Linked DNA regions of Homo sapiens: region 1 is linked to region 2. The links are chromatin loops, found by intact Hi-C in ENCODE. Cell type or tissue: MCF 10A. All regions are shown on one strand. Each heading gives the region's core, and the rest is flanking DNA. Links, peaks and the distances in the headings are about the cores only. Region 1 overlaps SPTB (spectrin beta, erythrocytic). Region 2 has its middle 24 kb from the start of PLEKHG3.

What was found. A loop is a pair of places that touch in the nucleus more often than their neighbours do. Peaks named below come from ENCODE experiments on the same cell type or tissue, not always from the same donor. Only the 100,000 strongest peaks of a DNase experiment are listed, where the experiment ranks them.
Region 1: a loop joins it to region 2, with 31 times the contacts of the local background. A loop is called at or near these places in 3 of 110 quality-filtered maps.

The regions. Positions count from the first base shown.
Region 1 is chr14:64,800,997-64,809,323 of GRCh38, reverse strand. SPTB (spectrin beta, erythrocytic) reads left to right here. Exons shown (of 36, transcript NM_001355436.2): 3 at 4,234-4,385; 4 at 5,544-5,717; 5 at 7,007-7,098; 6 at 7,490-7,570; 7 at 7,924-8,039. Among named protein-coding and RNA genes, the nearest start is that of MIR7855, 19 kb to the right of the region's middle. In MCF 10A, for the core only: a CTCF peak has its summit at 7,350 (motif pointing left); DNase peaks (open chromatin) are centred at 2,643 and 3,483.
Region 2 is chr14:64,676,636-64,684,962 of GRCh38, reverse strand. No RefSeq gene overlaps it. Among named protein-coding and RNA genes, the nearest start is that of PLEKHG3, 24 kb to the left of the region's middle. RefSeq lists an enhancer at 4,455-4,999. In MCF 10A, for the core only: no CTCF peak of the experiment used is centred there; DNase peaks (open chromatin) are centred at 2,622, 3,062 and 4,502.

The sequences.
Region 1 (8,327 bases), core at 200-8,199, 120 kb before region 2:
AACCTGTAGCTATTCCCTAGCCCCTGAATAAGCTTTGGCCTTTTTTTTTTTTTTTTTTTTTGATACAAAGTTTCGCTGTTGTTGCCCAGGCTGGAGTACAATGGTGGGATCTCGGCTCACTGCAACCTCTGCCTCCTGAGTTCAAACAATTCTCCTGCCTCAGCCTCCTGAATAGCTGGGATTACAGGTTCTTGCCACCATGCCTGGCTAATTTTTTGTATTTTTAATAGAGATGAGGTTTCACCATGTTGGCCAAGCTGGTCTCAAACTTCTGAGCTCAGGTAATCCACCTGCCTCAGCTTCCCAAAGTGCTGGGATTACAGGCGTGAGCCACCATGCCCGGCCTAGCTTTGGCCTTTTATGCCTGTCTGCTTGGACTCATTCTGTCTCCCTGGCTCCCCTCCCCTTCACAATCCAAAGCGGCTTTCTTCACCAGGTGCCCCCTCAACCACTCCAATTGGAAATGACCTCTCTCTTCCTGGAACCCTCGAGCATTGACCATATGTGTCATGTACCTGATATGGAATTCAGTATTACCCTGTGATGGCTTTTGTGTTATTAAAGTGAACTGCCACTTATTTATTATGTGCTTGCAAAAGTTAATTGGTGGGTTTGAGTATTGTTTCCTTAACTGTATCTTAAGGCCTTGGGGAGAGTGAGCTGCCCAACGCCCCTGCAGCACCTAGGACAGGGCCCACTAGTAATAGCAGCAGTAGTAATGACGATAACAATGAGAGTTCACATGATGGCAAGCTTTCTCTGTGCCAGCCCGTTCCATGTACAAACTCACTTATTACTGGATATATTTGAGGGTTTTAGTGTCATGGGTGTATTTGACCTGAAACTAAACCTTTGAAGGGTTTCAGGTCACCCAGTCCCAATATTCAGACAATAATTCTGGGTCAGAGCTGATCAGGGAGGAAGATGAGTTTTCTAGGCAAAGACCTAACACATAGCAGGGAATGAGGATGGCCACAACCCGGGAAGGAAAGGGAAAGAAAGGAACAGAGAGGGCCATGCACGGTGGCTCATGCCTATAATCCCAGCACTTTGAGAGGTCAAGACAGGTGGATCATGAGGTCAAGAGATCAAGACCATCCTGACCAACATGGTGAAACCCCGTCTGTACTAAAAAATACAAAAAATATCCAGGCGTGGTGGCACACACCTGTAGTCCCAGCTACTCAGGAGGCTGAGGCAAGAGAATTGCTTGAACCCAGAAGGCGGAGGTTGCAGTGAGCCAAGATTGCGCCGCTGCACTCCAGCCTGGCAACAGAGCGAGACTCCGTTGAAAAGAAAAGAGGAACAGAGAGGAATGAGATGCCGGGGTTTGATGGCAGCAGAGGCTGTCAGCCAGTCCATGCTGGTGGACTCACCCCCTTCCTGCACTGGCAGGGTTAGGGCTCTGGAAATAAGGCCTGGCTCCTGGCAGGGCTGTGCTGAGGCCTCCTTCCCATGGTGGGTCCCAGTAGGATGGCCTGGGTCCCCTGGGGACAGCAGGCCCAGTGTACAGCCACCTCTCTTCCTGTCCACACTACCAGGGTTCCCAGCCTAGCTGGCTCCAGGCCACCGCCTCTCCTGCCCTTGGAAGGCTTGGGATGAGCATCTGGGCTGTGCGGGAGTGAATGTGCTGAGCATGCCAATGCCAGGCGGCTGGAGCCAGCCAGCTCATGGAAATGCCTCTCACCTTGGGGCCTTTTCTCCCCTTCCAATCATCATTAGCCTCTCGAAATCTTTCTGTGTCTCAACATTGCAAAGCGTTTTGGGGCTCTGGGGATTCTGGGTGATTTCACTCCAGCCTTCAAATAAAAGGCAGCTAGGAGGCCACCTGCCTGTGCTCAAAACCTGTGGCTCCCACGTTTGAGGGTCCAGGGGGCATCATTCATGTGGTAAAAACTGGGGAGATCTAAGGGTGCTTTCTGATATTTCTGCACCAATAAATGCACCAGCCCAGTGGCCTAGAATTAATCCATGTTCCCAGCTAGAATCACTCCCTTACCCTTTGCCAAGCACAGATAAATAGTTCTCAGCACCCACGTAATGAAATGTTTGCATTCTTAAAGACAGGAAAAGGAGGAAGAAATACTTTCACTTTGGGGGACACCTACCTCTAAAGGGGCTAAAACTTTCACCCCCCTTAGTCAGAGGCTCCACACCTGACCTGAAGGGTTAGCTACTTAAAGAATAGATCTGGTTTCTAGGGAAAAAACTGTGGGACTGTGGCTGGCTCTGTTGAATCTAAAAATGCCCCAAAATAAGTGCAATTGCTTTCCGTCCAGTATGGCATCAAACTCCCTTTAGTTACATTTCGCTGAAGCAGCATTTGAAATCAGGAAAGTGGTTTAATTTGCTGTTGACAAAAGGGTAAGGGGAGTTTTCTCGCTGAAACTTTGCACAGAGGCCCAGAATAAATGAATGCCGTTTAAATTTTACATGTATTTAGGATTCACAGTCAGTAGTAGTACTTTTCCTCTTCTTGGAAGTCTTATTTAGATGGCTGCTGTAGAATTCTTCATTCTTCATGTATGACTCAAGCCCTCGTCATATTTATAATAGAGTCTGTCTGCCTCAAGGATAGGGACCATCAGTCTTGTCCTTGAGTTCCCCACCACCACCCAGGGCCTGGCACCTGACGGTTGTACGGTAAATATTTGCTCAATGAGTGCACAGAAGAATCAAGGGTCTGAGTTCCTAATACCAAAATAGCCATGAAGCCGGAAGGCATCTGATGCAGCAAGCCTCAGGAACTGCCAGGATTCTACCCTTGAGGCAGAACTGGCTAAGCTCCTCTTTTTGTTATTGTTGAATCAAGATATTTAATAATTTAAAAAGCCAGCCCTTTCACGGTTGAGGCTCAGTCGAGCACACAGCCTGCTCCGACCGGGCAGACCCCGCTCCTGGCTAGGCCACTCCAGGTATGTCCTGGCTGTGATCTCCCCCTCCACTGCCATGTACCCTCCCCAGGGATCCTCCACAACCCTCAGGCCCAGCCTCACTGCCAAGTCACCTCCTTCCCTGAATCTTCAAACCTAAGTGCCCAGAAGCTAATTGCCACCAAACTGTTCATAAATCCAGAGAGGGCTCACTCCTCTCTTCTCACCTTCAATTCTATCTTATTTGTTTTTCTTCTTTTCTGCTACTTTTCTTTTTTTCTCCTTCTCCCCTCCTCTATCCTTTTCTCTCTCTTTTTTTTGTGCCATCCCAGTCTTCTGTCCTCTCTCCAGCATCTTGTCTGAGCTTCCCCAGGTAATGCTGGTGCCTAACTTGGACAGACCACCAGCATTATTTGTACAGAGGCAGTAAGAAGTACCCCACCTGAACTGGTACAGCATGGGCCAGGGGCTTGGACTGGGCTGATGCTGATTTAGGATAGGGGTGTCATGTCACCTTCCCAGGGCTGAGAAAGATAGCGTAAAGCCGCAGACAGCCCTCAGCCCAAACCTTCATTATCCTTACCCCCACATGAGTCATACATTCTACATATCCTGTTCCCTTGCTCATCATTTTCCTCCCCCTATCAGGAACTCCTTGAGGGCAGGAAATTTGTTTTACCTCTGTGTGTCCTCAGGCCTAGCACAGCGCTGCCACATAATAGGAACAGAATCAATGTTTGTACAGACAGCCACAATACAGCTATGGAGTACTGATGGTGCACCAGGCTCCAGGCCCTGGAGACAGAGAAGTGACCAAGACAGATTTCCCTGGGCTCAGGGAGCATCTAGGAGAGAGAAGGAAACGTAAATGCAGGGAGCAGGGCACATGAAGGGAGACCCAACCCAAGCGCCATTTATACTGGCTCTTAAAGGATGAATTAGTGTTAAGTGAAGGAGGTGGGGTAGAGTGGAGGGGTTGAGAGACAGCATTCTAGGCAGAGCGAATATTTGATGGGTTGATGGGTAAGCCTGGCACTGAAATCTGAATTCAATGGCACAACAGTACAGAGTAGTCTGACTGATACAGGGAAACAGATGCTGAATTAGAGGTGTCCTGATACTGTGCATAGAATATGGTGGCAGTGCGAGTGATCTCCTTATTGCCTCTGTTCTGGTGGCATGTGGACCGGTATTGCTACACCTTGATGGCAAATGCTCCAAGGAAGGGAGTGGAATGAATACATCGACTTCCTCTGCCAAGCATGGGGGTACCCTGGGCTTAAGGTAAAACCCCTTGGCCCCATGTCACACTGACCCTGCCAACCTCAGGCACCTCACCAAGGTTCTTCTCTCCACCTAGATGAGCGGGAAGTTGTTCAGAAAAAGACCTTCACGAAATGGGTGAACTCGCACCTGGCTCGAGTGTCCTGCCGCATCACCGATCTCTACAAGGACCTGCGGGATGGGCGCATGCTCATCAAGCTGCTGGAGGTGCTCTCTGGAGAGATGCTGGTAAAGTCCCTTCTGTGGGCCCCGGGGCTGCTGCCATCGGCCCCTCTTCAGCAAAGGCATGGTTTGGGGGCATCTCAAGTTCTCCTGGCCTTCCCAGTTTTCTCTCTGCTCCTTTGGGAGGCTCTAATACTTAGAATGGGAAGCATCCGTGTGGCTGACTGGTCTCTCTGAATTCCTCCCAGAACTTCTTGCCTCCTCTGACCACTCCCACCCCTTCATGCTTCTCCCAGAAGCCATGCAGAGCTCCTGACTTTGGGCTCTGGGCATCTGTAGCTGGCCTGTGATGGCCTGGCCCTCATCTCCCCATCGGGCTAAGATGCATCCCTCTTGGAACCAAGAGGAAAGTGTGGAAGCCATTTTACTGTGTGTTTTACCACCCTTGCAAGTGGAAATTTATTAGAGGCTGTCTCAGTTGTAACCCACCGGCAATACTGTTGACCCCAAAGAAGAAGTAGATGAAGGTTTATGTTTTGCTCAGCCCAGAGTAAGCTTTGTGTCCTTGGGCCTATCAGGCAGGACCCTCTTTTCCTCCATTTCCCCCATGTGTAAAATGAGGGCAATGATACCTGTACCTGATGAAGTTATTCTGAGATCCTCAGAGTTTGAATGAAAAGGCTTGAATGAAATATTGCCTTTTCAACTCCATGCTGAAGTTCTGCCTCTCACCCTGCATTGAAATTCCACTAGAGAGAGTTACCCATGGGGAACCCATCAGATGATGCAGTTATCACTGGGGGAGAGGAGAAGGTTGATTGGCAGGGATGAACCCATTATCAATCACCAAGCTAAAAATTACTCTTAACACTGGCTGGCAGTAAACAGTTCTTAGAACTGTGCCTGGCACATGGTAAGGGATCAATTAACCATATGTTATGTTACCGTAAGCAAATGCCGTTTATTGCCCACTCAGAGGGCTTTGTTCAGCCCCAGAAGGGCACCGATGCAGCCTGGTTACCGATCTCTGGGTGCTTGTTGGAGGGAACCTCTGAGCTTTGCTAAAAGGAAAGCATTGAATAGTGTCAATGAATGACCATGGGACTTGGTGTTTGGCCAAGAGGGTGGAGGGTGGGTGCTTATGACAGGAGCTGGTCCACGCTGCAGCCTCTGGGATGACTGTGCAGTCCCTCCATGCCCACGGGGGCCACTGCTGTCCCCCAGCCAAAGCCCACCAAGGGGAAGATGCGCATCCACTGCCTGGAGAATGTGGACAAGGCTCTCCAGTTCCTCAAGGAGCAGCGTGTACACCTGGAGAACATGGGCTCCCACGACATTGTAGATGGCAACCACCGCCTGGTCCTGGGCCTCATCTGGACCATCATCCTCCGCTTCCAGGTGGGTTCCTGGGGGGTAGAGGAAGTCGAGGGAGCCCTCAAGGCTGCCCAGGGCCTTAGAATCTTATAAAATGCTGAACAGAGTGTGGGTGTTAGTGCACATTCTGGGAAGGCTGTAAATCTGCCACATGGGACAGTGCTTGTAGGAAGGAGTAACCATCTTCTGTATCACCCCAAGTCACTGAAGCTCAGGGGGAGCTGCTCACTCAGTAGTATGGTCTTTTCAGGGAGAAGATAGAAATTAATTGGTAGCTGGGTTGATATCTGGCTGGAAGATTAGCTTTTTAGCCTCCTCCCCCTATACATGTAACTTCTTGGTTTTTGAAATAGATACAGAAAATTGCAAAAATTGTGTAGAAGATCTGTGTGTATATTTTCCAATCAGAAACTTTTCTCTTCTCACCCTGAAATTCAAAGTCCAGATTATTTGTAAGGAAATTTAGAAAGGGGAAGGGGAGGAAAACAGGGTCTTGCACCTGCTGGTTTGGGGACAGAAAGAACCTTGCCCAAGGAGGTGAGGGCAGGAGAAAGAAGAGAGCATACAACTCGCGGACTAAAGACCTCAACCAAGTGGCCCCGCATGTCCGATCTCACTCTCCATGGGTGCATAACATTGAACAACAATAGCAGCAGAGTTGGGGAGAATGGAAAGGCAAGAGGAGCTGCTAATGAAAGTATAGTACTCATCAGCATTCATGTTGTTCCACAGCCTCAAGGGGCATTGCACCTCCAGAGGAGGAATCAGGGCATCTTGTCACTGATTCTCTGCATTCTATTAGAGTTATCCAATTACAGCTGTCTCATCCCTGTGCCATTTTGGCTGACTGAGGCAGGGAAGCAGGCTGCTGGGGCACAGGGCCTCAGGATGTGGTGTTGCTGCGGGGCTGGCGGCTACTCCTTGAGGGCAAGAAATTTGTTTTACCTCTGTGTGTCCTCAGGCCTAGCACAGCGCTGCCACATAATAGGAACAGAATCAATGTTTGTACAGACAGCCACAATACAGCTATGGAGTACTGATGGTGCACCAGGCTCCAGGCCCTGGAGACAGACAAGTGACCAAGACAGATTTCCCTGGGCTCAGGGAGCATCTAGGAGAGAGAAGGAAATGTAAATGCAGGGAGCAGGGCACATGAAGGGAGACCCAACCCAAGCGCCATTTATACTGGCTCTTAAAGGATGAATTAGTGTTAAGTGAAGGGGGGATGAGGGAGGGAGCCTCCCAGGGACGGCAGGAAAGCACAGATCCAGATGCACATCCTCTTCAAATCTCTCTTGTTCTGCTACCCTCAGATTCAGGACATTGTGGTCCAAACTCAGGAAGGTCGTGAAACACGCTCAGCCAAGGATGCGTTGCTGTTGTGGTGTCAGATGAAGACGGCAGGGTATGCCCTGGGAACCAGCTGTTAGCACATCCACCACCAGCCCCTTGCTCCGCACAAGCACTGCCATCTCCAGAGGGACATTAGACATCATCACCCAGAACTACAGCTGCCTCCCTGTAATTGATGCAAAGTCTGTCCTGACCTGATTCTTTGAGGCCTGGAATACAGGATTCTTTTCCAAAGTTGCCTGCAGGCAGACTGGGGGGTCTGTGTGGTGTTCACATCTGATGGGGGAGCCTCTGTGTGTGGTTAGCTGCTGCCCCCTCTTGGTGACCTGGCTCAAGAAAGGACAGTTCCATTTCTCTCCTGGTATATTGGCCCTCAATTTGTACACTTGTTTGGGACTACAAAAAATCTAATTCTTAGCTCTTACTGTTTCTCTTGGATGCAGCTACCCTCATGTTAATGTCACCAACTTTACCTCCAGCTGGAAGGATGGCTTGGCCTTTAATGCCCTGATACACAAGCACCGGTAAGAGGGAGGGGACAGCCGTGGGGACTGACTGAGACAGCCTCCCTGGGAATATTTGGACACATTGCACTTAACATGGAGTCACAGAAATGTGACCTCTGCTGTTCCTTCTCCTCTCCCCTTCAGCAGCCCATAGCACCTTCACTTTCCTTAAATCCCAGCATGCCTGCCGCCCACTTCCCTCATATGCCAAGGCTCACACCTGCCCCCTCTCCTCTGCTCCCATCTCCTCCTTTCACTCCTCCTGCCTGACCACCTCCCTGCCTCTGTACAATGTCTGCTTCATGCTAGGGCTGCCCTCCTGGTGGGGATGCTGTGGCTACTCCCTTTTCACAGTCCAGTTTTGTCCCCAGGCCCGACCTGATCGACTTTGATAAGCTGAAGGACTCCAATGCCCGGCACAACCTGGAGCACGCATTCAATGTGGCTGAGCGCCAGCTGGGCATCATCCCGCTCCTCGACCCCGAAGGTGAGCCACACCCACCCCTGCCAGCCTTTGCTGCAGCAGTGGGGGATGCACTCGCTGTGCTAGAGGAGCTCAGCCGCCAGGACTTCTGGAGGCCGGCCCAGGTGCTGGGCAAGCTGTGGGCACAGTGAGGGGCAGTGGCCAGGCCAGGCTCTGATCTGGGCCTGCTTCTCTGCTCCATGCTGGTTCCCATGCCTGCCTGGTCTGTTTGGAGATGGACTTTGGATCCTTCTTCTTTTCTTCTTTTGTAATGTGTGGTTCTAAAATGGATTTCATCACACTCTTCCATTC
Region 2 (8,327 bases), core at 280-8,279:
AAAGATACTGAAGTCCTAACTCCCAGTACCTGTGAGTGTGACTTTATTTGAAAATAGGGACTTTGCTGATGATCAAGTTAAAATGGGGTTGTTAGGGTGGGCCCTGATCCAGTACGATTGATGTCCTAATTTTAGGGGGAAATTTAGACTTCGAGACACACACATAGGGAGGACACCTTATGAAGATAAGGGCAGATATGGGGTGATGCATCTGCAAGCCACGGAGCAGCAAAGATGGCCAGCAAGCGCCCAAAGCTGGGTCAGAGCATGTATGTGTGGTTGTGTAAGCACATGTGTACAACTGTGTGTAAACATGTATGTGTGTGGCTATGTGAAATAAAACATGTGAATGTGTACCCGCAGCCTGGGTCAGATTCTCCTTCACAGCCCTCAGAAGGAACTAACCCTGCCAACACCTTGATCTCAGACTTCAAGCCTCCCATACTATGGGACAGTAAATGTTCTAAGCCACCCAATGTTGGTGGCTTGTTAGAACGTCCCTGAGAAAGTAACACAGGCACGATAGCACACCGGTCAGGAGCATGGAACTGAGTCTGAATCCAGCTCCACCACCCAGCGTCACCGCCCTGGGCAAGTCACTCAAGTGCTAGGAGCCTCTGTTTCTTAAAGTGGGACTGGGAAGAGCATCGCCTTCCCAGGCCTGTTGTGAGGATTCCATGGGTTTGGCCCACTGCCAGCCACATGCTAAGGGCTTAGTAAACTGTGGCTGTTATTGTTATTAAGAACACAGCTGTTTTCAGGGTCTCTGTCAAAATTCCTGATGACAAAATTATCTCCAACCTGCACAAAGTCCAAACATGAGAAACTGGAAGAGGAAAACAGAAGAGAAAGCCATGTTGTGGAGGGCATACTGTGCCAGGCACGGTGCTGTGTGCTTTCCCAGAGGAATTTAAATTCTAGGCCGGGCGCAGTGGTTCACACCTGTAATCCCAGCACTTTGGGAGGCCAAAGCAGGCGGATCACTTGAGGTCAGGACTTTGAGACCAGCGTGGCCAACATGGTGAAACCCTGTCTCTACTAAAAATACAAAAATTAGCTGAGCGTGGTGGCACATGCCTGTAGTCCCAGCTACTGGGGAGGCTGAGCACGAGAATCGCTTGAACCCAGGAGACAGAGGTTGCAGTGAGCTGAGATCATGCCACTGCCCTCCAGCCTGGGCGATAGAGTGAGACCTTGTCACAAGTAAATAAATAAATTCTAGCACTCAAAAGGCTTAGGAGAGGGAGACCTGGGACCCAGGGGAAGGACCTACAGGTGGGGATGGAGGGTGAGGGACAGGTCTGATAGGGGAAGTGAGGCAGGGACCTCCAGGGGAAGGGACACCCAGGCCCTGAGTGCCCCTGTGCCCCCTCCCTGCCCAGCCCCTGGCCATGCTTGCCATCGTGGGGAGGTGCCTCGTGGGAGATGTGGAGCACAAACATCACGGCCAGTGGAGCCAGAGTCACCTGACCCGCAATAATGCGCCTTTCTGCCCCAGCGGAGACAGAGGGCATTGTGTGTGCGGCTGCGGCCTGAGACTCGCAGCACAGCCTGCCTCTCAGAAAAGCATGATTGTCTTGGGCAACCTCTGCGGCCTGGGGCTGCCGACCAGTACGTCATAACAAACCCAGAGCGGGCGAAGGGACAACCACCCTCTAGGGACAGAGCCGCTTTGAGACTCCAGTCTTAGAGGCCCCAAGGAGCCAGGGCAGAAACGGGAAGCAGGCCGAGGTGGGGGCTTTGGGACAAAATGGGTAATTCGGAGCGGTAGGAACTTTTTCAAAGACCCTGGCATAGGGCGTCACAGAATCTACAGCCAGGATTTGTCAGGAAAATCAGTGGTTATGAGGAGATGGTGTGTAGTTCAAATCCCCACTGGGGCATTCGCTGGCTGGGTGATTTATAGCAAAATTGCAGATAAGGCATAGTTTCCCTCAACCCATAGATAGGGAGGTTTGGGAGGATTAAAGGAATTGATGTCAGATCCCTGGTAGACACTCAAGAAATATTAGCTGTCATAATGATTATTAATCTATATTGTTCCAAATAAATTAGAAAAGCAAAATGTTTAGCACAGAGCCTGGTACCTAGTAGCTGCCTAATAAATACTAGCCTGTGCTCTGCATCCCTGACTTCTGTCCAGGAAGCCGCAGTTTTGGAGAGGCTAACAGAGTGGCCTCTTTTCTTTAGAGGCATCCTTTCTCCAGCAGAGAAAGGTGTCTGGTGAACCCGCTGACAATCACTCTAGGCGAATGATCCTGTTCAGTTTCCTCCTCAGGGCTGGGCCCCGGCCAGCCTGGCAGTAGCTTCTGTTTTGCAGGTAGGAGGCAGTAGCCAGGTGCAGACAAGGAGGCCTTCCTTCGCCTGCCTTTGCTGTGCCTCCCAGTGAATTCACATCCTGTGTTCTGCCTGAGCCTCAGCCTGGCCCAGTTCTTGGGAGATTACCTTTCCTTTGTCTCATGTCCTGGCATCTGGAAGAGCTAACACCCTCACCCCAGTCAGCAACCAAATGAGCTTCCAGAGCTCCGGCCAGCCCTGCCCTGCCCACGGCTCGGGACCTTGCAGGAATTGGGAGGGAATGTGCCTCCTGGGCCCATGCCCAGCTCTGACTGAGGCTGGGCCGAGGGCCTCTCCTTGTCCCTCCCCCACAGACACACAGGGCTTTATAGTCAGATTATGCCATGGAAACTATGCACACGGCCTGCCCCGTTCACATGGCCTCAGAAGAAAAAATAACAGTGCCTCCTCTCTCTGCCAAGACCCACAGTCCTTGCAGGCCTGAACTACCAAAGCAGACCTCTTATGTGAAACGGGTCCCTGTAAAAATCTCAGGAGGTCGTGCCATTGCACTCCAGCCTGGGCAACAGAGTGAGACGCCGTCTCAAAAGAAATCTCAGGAGGACTTCTTTGGGGGTGCCCTTAAATCATTCCCCCTCCCCCTGCCCCCGGCCCTCAGCTTCCCTCTCCTCAGACATCTGGAGGGCTCCTCCCACCAGGAACAAAGCCTTATATGGCAGTGTCCTTCTGAGACAGGCTCATTTCCCTCTCTAGTATCTTCCTTAGGCCCTGGGAGCCCCACTCTGGTCCTCCCCCAGCCTCCCTCTTCCTCTTGGGATGAAGTCAGCAGAGCCAACAGGGCGTGTCCATTTGAGCCTCCCCCGCCTTCCAGACCTGTGCTGTCTAATACGGCAGCCACTAGCCACATTTGGTAATTTATTCTTTATTTTTATTTATTTATTTATTTTGAGAGTCTTACTCTGTTGTCCAGGCTGGAGTGCAGTGGCGAGATCACGGCTCACTGAAGCCTCGACTTCCCCAGCTTAAGTGATTCTCCCACCTCAGCCTCCTGAGTAGCTGGGACTACAGGCACATACCACCACACCTGGCTAATTTCTCCTATTCTTTTGGTGGATGTAGGGTCTCACTATGTTGCCCTGCCTGGTCTCAAACTCCTGAGCTGAGGTGATCCTCCTGCCTCAGCCTCACAAAGTGCAGGGATTACGGGCATGAGCCACTGTGCTGGCTTTTTTTCTACTCAAGATAGTACTTTACACATGTGGCAATTTAAATTTACATGTTACTCAATTACAAATTTTTAAATAAAAAAATCCAGTTCCTGGCCAGGCACGGAGGCTCACGCCTGTAATTCCAGCACTTTGGGAGGCCAAGGCAGGCAGATCACTTGAGCCCAGGAGTTCAAGATCAGCCTGGGCAACATGACGAAACCCCATCTCTACTAAATAATACAAAAATTAGCTGGGCATGGTGGTGCATGCCTGTGGTCCCAGCTACTCCAGAGGCTGAGGCGATAGGACCACTTGAGCCCAGGAAGGGGAGGTTGCAGTGAGTAGTGAGCGGGCCACTGCACCCTAGCCCGGGCGACAGAATGAGACCCTGTCTCACAAAAAAAGAAAAAAAAAAAAAAAGAGACAGGATTTCACTAGGTTGCCCATGCTGATCTCAAACTCCTGAGCTCAAGCAATCCTCCTGCCTCAGCTAGCACTGGGTCAGAGTTCCAGAAGCCGAATTTCTAGACACGGGTATAGCCATGGTGTGGGCGGGGTGGAAAGGCAGTGAGTTCTCCATTACAGGGCACTTCACTCAGGGCCTGGAGGACACCCTGCCTGGGATGCTACAGTGTGGCCTCTTGCTTCAGATAAGGGAAGAGCCAGCCCAGATGAGTTCTAATGTCTCTTTTATTTCTGAGATCCAGATCCTGGGCCTGGAACTGCTACAGCCAGAAGGGTTTCTATAAGACACAGAAGCAGGACCCACAGATTTTCGCTGTCTTGGTTTTCAGCATCACAAGACTCTGGCTCCTTTTCTAGATTCAGAGTCTGGCCCCTGGCCTCTGGCCCAGGCTGCCTCCCTCTACCAGTTCCAGGGCTGGGGGCTGGGGCCTCTGAGAGCAAACGGGCGTGTCAGAATGGGGAAAGTGACTGGGGCTGGCATGCAGAGTTGAGAGTCTAGCTAGTGAGCTGGGACTAATGAACCTGAGAAAGAACAGGTCCAAACAGGCCCCAGGGAGGCTTCGGGAGCCAGGGCCCAGGCCACAGAGCTGAACAAATCACCGTGAGTCAAGCCGGGCAGGAGATCACGCTGCCCTGTCCCTGGGCTAGGCTTTCACTCATGCTTCCTGGGATATAAGCATGAGGGCTGGAGGTATAAGCACAGGCCTGCTAGGACTGTGGCTCCATTTAAGGGGCCAGAGAGAGTGAAAACGTGGTGACTACAGTGACAAGTGAGAGTTTACTCATCATTGGATGTACAGAGAAAAGGGAGGACTTGATTTCTTCAGAAGTATCATAAATTGCTACAGGGTTAGGCTGAAGAGCCTAGGCTAAGGTCCTGTGTATCCACCAGAGGGACGCACAGAATTGGGCTCCTCTGGGAGGGGAAGAAGAAAGGAACTCGTGTGTGTTTAGTGCCTGGCACCATGTTGCATGTTTTCTCCAGCTTACACTAAGGTGATGTTGACTATGTGCCAGGCATTGTCCAAGTACCCCACACACTAGTGAAGGAAGCTACGACACAGAGAGGGTTTGTAACCTGTCTGAGGTCACTCATCTGGCAAGGAGTGGAATTCAAACCCAGGTGCCCAGGTATTCTGGCTCCAGAACCAGGCTTTCCCCGCTCTGCTGGCTACTTCTCTAGGGCCCATCTTCATTTCCAGAACAACCACCGGGAAGAGTATCACGACCTCCATTCTTAAAAACGCAAAGCTCAGGCTCAGCGCAGTTAAATGACTTGCCCTCGGTTGTGCCATTAGCCAGCCTCAGAGCCAAGATTCAGCCCTGGGTCCGTGTGACCCCAGTGCTCTTTCTGCCACCCCACACTGAGTCTCCAGGAGGGAATGAGATGAGGATTTATTTAGCACAGCTACTTTTAAAGTCACAACATACAAATTTTGTTTTTAAAGAAACAAAGTGGCTGGGTGTGGTGGCTCACGCCTGTAATCCCAACACTTTGGGAGGCCAAGGTGGGAGATCCCCTGAGGTCAGGAGTTCAAGACCAGCCTGGCCAACATAGCGAAACCCCGTCTCTACTAAAAATACAAAAATTAGCTGGGCATGGTGGCACGTGCCTGTAGTCCTGGCTGCTCGGGAGGCTGAGGCAGGAGAATTGCTTGAACCTGGGAGGTGGAGGTTGCAGTCAGCCTAGATCGCTCCACTGCACTCCAGTCTGGGTGACAGAGTGGGACTCTGTCAAAAAAAAAAAAAAAGAGAGAGAGAGAGAAAGAAAAAGAAAGAAAAGAAAAGGAAAGAAAAGAAAAGGAAATGAAGCAATAAAATCTCTGTGAGAACCCTCGTGTAATCAGGCTAGATGAATTGTCTGGGCTTCAAACAAATCAGCAGTAAAAAGAAGCAAGGCTTTTATTGAAATTGATTCCACGCCATTGTTATTGTAACTTCAGGTGTCAGCTGCTGTTGACATAGACTGCATCATCCCAATGGCATAGGTGAGAGGAACAGGGTTTGACAAAAAGAATCCTTTGTGGAGTTGACCCATTTTCCAGCTTGAGAAAAAGTTCAATCAGCTCTGAGTTAAGTTTCTGCCTCTGGTGTCTTCTCATCATCCCCTGCCCACAGCCTGGTTCCCCACCACTCCCCCTACCTACCTCATCCCTCTCTTGTGTCTAGAGGTCAGAGTGGTAGAAAGAGCTGTGCACTTCGAGTCAAAGGACCAGGTCTAGTTTGTGTGTGTGTGTGGTTTTTTGTATGTTTGTTTGTTTTGTTTTGTTTTGTTTTTTAAGACGGAGTTTTGCTCTTGTTGCCCAGGCTGGAGTGCAATGGCTCAATCTTGGCTCACCACAACCTCCGCCTCCCAGGTTCAAGTGATTCTCCTGCCTCAGCCTCCCGAATAGCTGGGATTACAGGCATGTGCCACCACGCCGGGCTACTTTTGTATTTTTAGTAGAGACGGGGTTTCTCCATATTGGTCAGGCTGGTCACGAACTCACAACCTCAGGTGATCCACCCGCCTCGGCCTCCCAAAGTGCTGGGATTACAGGCGTGAGCCACCATGCCTGGCCTGTTTGTTTTGAAACAGAGCCTCATTCTGTTGCCCAGGCTGGAGAGCACTGGTGCTATCTCAGCCCACTGCAACCTGCACCTCCTAGGTTCAAGTGATTCTCCTGCCTCAGCCTCCCAAGTAGCTGGGACTACAGGCGCTCGCCACCACGCCCGGCTAATTCTTGTAGTTTTAGTAGAGATGGGGTTTCACCATGTTGGCCACGCTGGTCTCAAGCTCCTGACCTCTGGGGATCTTTCCACCTCGACCTCCCAAAGTGCTGGGATTACAGGCATGAGCCGCCGTGCCTGGCCCAGATCTAGTTTTGTCACCAATTAGCTGTGTGAGGTTGAGTGAGTCACTTAACTTCTCTGAGACTCTCTGGAAAGTTGGAACCCAGTGATCTTCAAGGTCTTGACTAGCTCCAGGGCTAGTGCTTGTCGTTATTCATTCAATGGGCTGGCTTGAGTCAGGCATTGTGCTAAATGCTGGGGAAACTGAGGTTACTAGTGCCTATCGCTGGCTCCGAGGAGCTCACAGCCTAGCACTGTGACACAATTCCATGTGACAAGCATCCTAATGGAGGCAAGCTGAGACCATGCTAACCCAAAGCACAGCATTCTTGCTGGGAGGGATCAGAAAGGCCCCAGGGAGAAGGAGATCTCTGTGCTGTATGTCAAATTATAAGAAGGTGATGAGGGACATTGGAACAGGAGGAACAGCATGCACAAAGGCACAGAGCTGTGGACCAGCACAGCACACTAGGCCCCTGCAAGTCATGTGGTGTGGCTGGGGCAGAGGCTGCATGTAAAGGAGAAGGAGTCAAGTCTTCAGAGATGGGCAGGGGCCACATCACACCGGCACAGGGACCTACAGAGGATCGGCAGTCTGACATGTTTGGAAACCACACCAGTGGCAAGAAGGATGAGCAGTGGCAACTTCGGGGGTCAATCAGAAAATCATTCCAAAAGCCAGAAAGACTGAGGGACTCCACTAAGGCAGTAGCAGTGGGCATGGGAGAGAATGCAGAGATAAAAATTGTTCTCATTTAAAGAGGAAGAATGTACAGTGACAGAGTGGGGGCAGAAGTCAAATAAAACAAGGGGTCCCAATTTCTGACAGTGGTGCCTGGGTGGATTAGAAACACAAAAGGATGAAAGGCTTGGGGGAAAAGATAATCAAATGTGTGTTGTATGTCTGAATGGATGAAACTCCTCTAGTTTAGAAAACTTGTATTATTTTAAAGGGCATTTAGAAATGATTACCTTGGCTAGGTGTGGTGGCTCACACCTGTAATCCCAGCAATTCAAGAGGCCGATGTGGGAGGATTGTTTGAGCCCAGGGGTTGGACACCAGCCTGGGCAACATGGTGAAACCCCATCTCTACAAAAAATAGAAAAATTAGCCTGGCATGGTGGCACATGCCTGTAGTCCCAGCTACTCAGGAGGCTAGGTGGGAGGATTATTTGAGCCCAGGAGGTTGAGGCTACAGTGAGCCATGATTGCACCATTGCATTCCAGCCTGGGCGACAGAGCAAGACCCTGTCTTAAGGAAAAAAAAAAAGGCAAAACAAAAACATGACTATCTTATTCTTAAAACCCTACAGTAATGGAGATACTGTTTTGAACCACTTTCAAAACCATTTTCATTATCAGTAAGCCATATGCTGTCATTGCACCACAGGGCTTGTGTCCTAGGGAAGGAGAAAGGTAGATACCTTTCTAGAAAAATCCACAGGGCAGGGAAGAGGGAAAATATGAGGGAAAGGAAGTCTCTGAAAAACAGAAAGAGGAAGTGTGAACCCTCTGGAGCTTGA